Linked DNA regions of Homo sapiens: region 1 is linked to region 2. The links are chromatin loops, found by intact Hi-C in ENCODE. Cell type or tissue: HepG2. All regions are shown on one strand. Links, peaks and the distances in the headings refer to the core of each region. The heading gives the core; the rest is flanking DNA.

Region 1 (2,919 bases), core at 153-2,652, 60 kb after region 2:
CCAGAATAAAGAACTGGGGGTGGGGGGAAGGCATAATGATCAAACACAATACATGATCCTGAAATGATTCTGGACCAGGAAAAACAAAGGTTGGTTTCTATTGTTGTTATTGTTTTTACCATAACACAGGTTATTGAGATGATTGTCAAAATTTAAATACAGATGGTAGCTTATAGTCTTGTGTCAATGTTAAGTTCTTATTTTTGATCATTGCACTCTAGTTATGGAACAGAAAGTCCTTAGTGAACCATTTAGAATAGGAATAAATGCTAGATGGTTCCAAAGTAATAATTATATAATTATAATTATATAATCACATATATGTACATATATGTCTATAGAGAAAGAATAGAGAATGGTAAAGAAAATACAGCAAAATGTTAACATGCAGAGAATCTGGGTGACAAGTATATGGGAATTCTCTGCAGTACTCTTGAAACTTTTCTGTAGAGATTACTTCAAAATAAAGAACAGAGCAGAAGTGGCTGCTGTTCCTAAATTCCCTAAGTAAACTTACACTGCTTTTTCAAACTGGGAGATGAATCCACTAATAGGTTTTGAAATGAGTTTGGTGGATTTCTAATAAGAATAGGATAGCCTAGCCTAGTCTAGCATAACACAGCATGGCACAGAGGACGAACATTGTAGATTACTAAGGGTGAGTACTAACTTGTGAAAGTTTTGTTTAAGTTCTAGTAAGAGAAACAAGTGAGTGTAGTGGGTTGCGTGGTCAAAAAAGTGGGGAAGCCACCGCAACGAGGGGTGAGTCTGAGCCAAAGAGTGGCTCAGAGCTCCCCGCCCACCTCGTGCCGGGCCGTCCCTCCCGCTTGTCCCACCCTCACCGGCGCCGCGTCAGCCCCCAGGCCGCCTGCAGGTGTGCGCTCAGAACTAGCACGTGTGCCGGACACTATTTAAGGGCCCGCCTCTCCTGGCTCACAGCTGCTTGCTGCTCCAGCCTTGCCCTCCCAGAGCTGCCGGACGCTCGCGGGTCTCGGAACGCATCCCGCCGCGGGGGCTTCGGCCGTGGCATGGGCGCCGCGGGCCTGCTCGGGGTTTTCTTGGCTCTCGTCGCACCGGGGGTCCTCGGTGAGCTGGGAGGGGGAGCACGGAGGTGGGGACGCGTCCCGGGCAGGGAAAGTTTCTGTGCCGCGATGCAAAGCAGGGGGCCAAAAGCGAGACGGTGGGGGCAGTGCTCGACGCGTGTCCGCCTCCCGCTAGCTTTGAGGGACCACTGCAATAAACCGCCTGGTCCTGATTGTCCCCACTGGCCCCTCCGGGAGCTGGGACCTCCAGAATTGGAGGCTGCGCCACAGAGGGGCGCTGTCTGGTCGGCCCGGTGTGGCTGGCGGCGTGCGGGTGCTCGCGGTCTCCTGCCGGGCTCCCCGCCCCCAGGATTCTGCAGGTGCTCATCGCTCTCTGGCCGGCGGTCAGCGCTACCGCTCGCCACGGGAAACCTACCCACTGCATGAGGCACCAGCTAGCCACGTGAGGCTGTTTCTGTACACCCGAACCGCGCTCTTGCCCAGCAAAAGCGGCAGAACCTCGGCTCCCTTCCCTAAATAAGAGTAAGACCTGGTTCCCAAGCATGGGTCTCAGATTTTCTGAACTCTAATGTGATATTGGTAGAGATCCTAAACATTAACCATCCGTAGTTATTTTTGAGACATGGATTAAAACTATTGTTTTCTTCTTGTTATTAACCTACTGTAATGGTGTGGACGTCCGCAAAGGTCTCATTCACCGTTTATTATATCTTTTTTTCCTCCAGATTGGCTTGATTTTAAAGAAAGATTATAATTAAGATTAGCGTCTCTTGGCTACAGGATGGGTCTAAGTTTCTAATTATCTCCACGGTACCGTGCATTCCTAGTTTATAAGACGTTTACTGTGTGCAGACCTCAATAACTGGGTGACTTTTGGCAAGTCATTTAGCTCCCTGATCTTCAGTTTCTTCATCTGTAAAATGAAACTAGTGATTAACTGGCCTTCCACCTCACTGAGCTGCCCTGAGCACAGATGAAACTAAGCAAAGAAAGTTGGATGTTAGTCGTTACTACTAAATATCAGTAATAAGCCTCCTGTACAGACTTGATTTTATGGAGCCAGCATTTAAGCTAACAAGCTGGGTGTCCAATTGTTTCTATGGACATCCAGCTTATTGAGGTGTCTGGAATACAGCACATATTAGTTTATTACAACTTTTTGCTTTCCTGACATTTTACTGTCTCCTGACCCTTAAACCTTTCTCCAGACCATTATCTTCATCTCTTTTCTTTTTCTGCATATTAACTCCCTTTGAACAAATGTATATTCACACTTTTTCTAAGAGCAGAGTACGTCCCTGACTTCTCACCTATTTCTAAATTTCAAAGAGGATATTATCAACTGAAAATCAAATTCTTCACCAGTCCTGCCAATTCAGGGCCACAGCAGCAGCATCATGTAGGTCACTTAACTGGAGCCCCATGAAATACCAGGTCTACCTATCAGCCATTCAAGCTACTGTGCTTCTGTTGTTTGTCCATTTCTCATTTTTGTACCAGTATTCCCATCCTAAGCATTATAATTACCTGTGTAACAACCTCATCTCTTTTAAGAGATTTTGGTTCTTATGATTGGAAAGGTTAAAGAGTGACCTATAGGTCACTTTCCAATTATGAAAACAAAAAATTAAGAAATATATATATTTTCATTATTTCACTCCATTGTTCAAAAATCTAAAAGGCCTCCAGTGGAAGAAAATCTGGTGTCTTCAGCCTTTCTAGCCCTTTGGAATGGGATCTCACCGAAGCTCACACCCCCTGATTTCTCCAGCTGCCTGTCTTGTATGCGCTGCTCATGGTCTTCCCCACCTGTCTCCCATGGCTCATGCTTTGCCCACTCTCCACTGCTAACTTTTACTGCTACTGCATGCTCTCC
Region 2 (2,919 bases), core at 270-2,769:
TAACAGAAAGATAGCTAGGAAATCCCAAAATCACGGGAGATTAAACAACACACCTCTAAGTAACACAGCAAAGACAAAAATAAAAGAGCAAAAAAAAAAAAAAAAAGACATCTCAAGGGAAATTTTAAAATATTTTGAACTAAATGAAAATGAGAGCATGACTTACCAAAAACAAGCCAAAGGCCTTACCAAATGCTTTACCAGAGAATAAATACAGATGGCAAATAAGCATGTGAAAAGATGCTCCACATCATATGTCCTTAGGAAAATGCAAAATCACACAAGGAGTTGTCATTGCACACCTATGAGAATGGCCGAAATCCCGAACACTGATAACACCAAATGCTGACGACGATGTGGAGCAACAGAAACTCTCATTTATTGTTGATGGGAATGAAAAGTGGTACAGCCACTTTGGAATATAGTTTGGCAATCTCTTGCAAAACCAAACAATCCAGCAATTGTGTTCATTCGTATTTACCCAAAGGAGTGAAAACTTATATCCACACAAAAACTTGCATACAAATGTTTATAGCAGCAGCTGTTGGAGGCGGAAAGAATGAGGGTTGTGATCAACTCAGTATGCCACTGGAGGCTGTATGAGTAAGCAGCAAACTGTTTCTCATAAATGCAGAATGTTGGCAAACTGACAAACTGCATATGCCACCCAGAAGGAATGCTGAAGGCAGTCACGCCCCTAATCTTGTGATTAAGTACATCTGAAGTCTGTTAGTAATAACATGAACCTGTGATCAATTAAGCAGCTGACCAATCGTTACCTTCTCCTCCCTGCTCTTGCTACCCAATAAATAAGAAGGGCTATAGAAAGCTCAGGGTTGCTGCCTTTGCTCACTAGAAGCTGGGAGCTCTCTTCTTCTTCCTCTGACCCCTGCCTTTAAAACAGTTTTGCTTTTTTTTTTTTTTTTTGAGATGGAGTCTCGCTCTGTCGCCCAGGCTGGAGTGCAGTGGCGCGAACTCGGCTCACTGCAAGCTCCGCCTCCCAGGTTCACGCCATTCTCCTGCCTCAGTCTCCCGAGTAGCTGGGACTATAGGCGCCCACCACCACGCCCATCTAATTTTTTGTATTTTTAGTGGAGACGGGGTTTCACCATGTTAGCCAGAATGCTCTCGATCTCTTGACCTCGTGATCCACTCGCCTGGGCCTCCCAAAGTGCTGGGATTACAGGCATGAGCCACCACGCCCGGCCTAAAACAGTTTCTTTTGTCTTAAGTTTTCATTTCTACGTTCGTCTGTCTTCATTCAGTCTTGACGGTCTCAAGTAATAACAGTAGTAACTGTTGTAGTGACAGTTTCAAGAAGTAATTGTGGCAGTCAGCCACAAGCAGCTTTATTCATAATCATCAAAACTTGGAAGCAACTAAAATGTTTTTCAGTAGGTGAATGGATAAACTTTGGGACATCCAGACAATGAAATATTATTCAGTGCTTAAGAAATGCGCAGCGTGGTAAATGGATCCAAATCTTTGAAATGAAGGGTTTTTTTTCTATCAACTAATGAGCAAAAATGTTGCTTTTCAACCATTTCTGATTTTCACAAACTTCACATGTTCCTTATGCATTAATTCAAGAATGGTTAAAAAAAAAAAAGAAAGAAAAAGAAAAAAAGGAAGGAAGGGAGAAATGAGTTACCAAGCCATGAAAAGACATTGAGGAAACTTCATTAATTTAAAGACGCCAATTTGAAAAGGCTACATGCTTATGATTCCAAGTATATGACATTTTGGAAAAGGCAAAACTATGGAGACAGCAAAAGGGTCAGATGTTGTTCGGAATCAGGAGGTAGAATGAATAGGCAGAGCACAGAGGATTTTTAGGGCAGTGAAACTACTCAATGTGATAGTACTATAACGAAGGGCTTGGGTTTACTATCTGGTTTGCATGGTTTTGTTGGATCATTAGCTGTTGTCATGTAGATAAGAGGCTCACATGTCATTACACATTTGTCCAAATCCATAGACTGTACAACACCAAGAATCAACCCTAATATAAACTGTGGACTTTGAGTAATAATGATACGTCCATGTAGGTTCATTGATTGGAACTAATGTACCACTCTGGTGGAGAATGTTGATAATAAGGAAGGCTATGGATGTATAGGGGCAGGGAATACATGGAAACTCTCTGTAACTTCTGCTCAATTTTGCTGTGTACCTAAAACTACTCTAAAAAGTAAAGCTTATTTTCCTTTTGCTACGCAAAGCAAAGAAAAAGTTATATAAAACTCTACATAAGTGATAACACTGATGCTTCTCATTTAAAATTTTAAAAATCTTTGGAAATTTTATATAATTCAATATATGAGGCCTTTCCTAATTCATGTTTTTTAAAAATAATGGCTATATGATATTTTTAACATAATGAATTCTTTTCATCAAGCCTCAAATAGGGGCGCCAAAATACTTCCCATTTATCCCAGGATGACATAGACATATCACTGTTTTCTATTTGTGCTCAGATTGAAAACAGTTGAAGTATTTGGGGGAAGAAAGAAATCCAGACCCAAAGGAATACACCATTTCATAAATACAGAATTAACTGATTTTGTTAACTGAATAAAGCAAATATGATTCAAGTAGAAATGCATGTAGGTAGCCAGCAAATGGCTACAGATCTACAGAGTATCATCTGTTTTTTTAATATAAAATTTGAGTTATTTTAATGAACTGAACTCTCACTCATACATAAAATGCCTTTCTCAGGATTCGGAACTCTGGGTTTTTACACTCTCTTTCTCCTTGCTAATTCAAATGCAAGAAAGGTACATTCCTCCGACATCTTGCAGAACTCCTTAGGGCATCGGAATCACAGCAGGTCAAATGGCAAATGCAGAAGCCAGAGGCAGAAGGAAGATGGGTGTGTTCAGTGGCCTGTCAGAAGGCAGGTGGCTGATTGTCTCA

The links. Peaks named below come from ENCODE experiments on the same cell type or tissue, not always from the same donor. Only the 100,000 strongest peaks of a DNase experiment are listed, where the experiment ranks them.
Region 1: a loop joins it to region 2, with 4 times the contacts of the local background. A loop is called at or near these places in 3 of 110 quality-filtered maps.

The regions. Positions count from the first base shown.
Region 1 is chr1:207,453,391-207,456,309 of GRCh38, forward strand. CR2 (complement C3d receptor 2) reads left to right here and starts at 938. Exons shown (of 20, transcript NM_001006658.3): 1 at 938-1,086. The coding sequence starts at 1,029. RefSeq lists silencers at 777-1,006, 1,387-1,496. In HepG2, for the core only: no CTCF peak of the experiment used is centred there; no DNase peak of the experiment used is centred there; H3K4me3 peaks cover 375 bases; H3K27me3 peaks cover 2,137 bases.
Region 2 is chr1:207,393,181-207,396,099 of GRCh38, forward strand. No RefSeq gene overlaps it. Among named protein-coding and RNA genes, the nearest start is that of CR2, 60 kb to the right of the region's middle. In HepG2, for the core only: no CTCF peak of the experiment used is centred there; no DNase peak of the experiment used is centred there.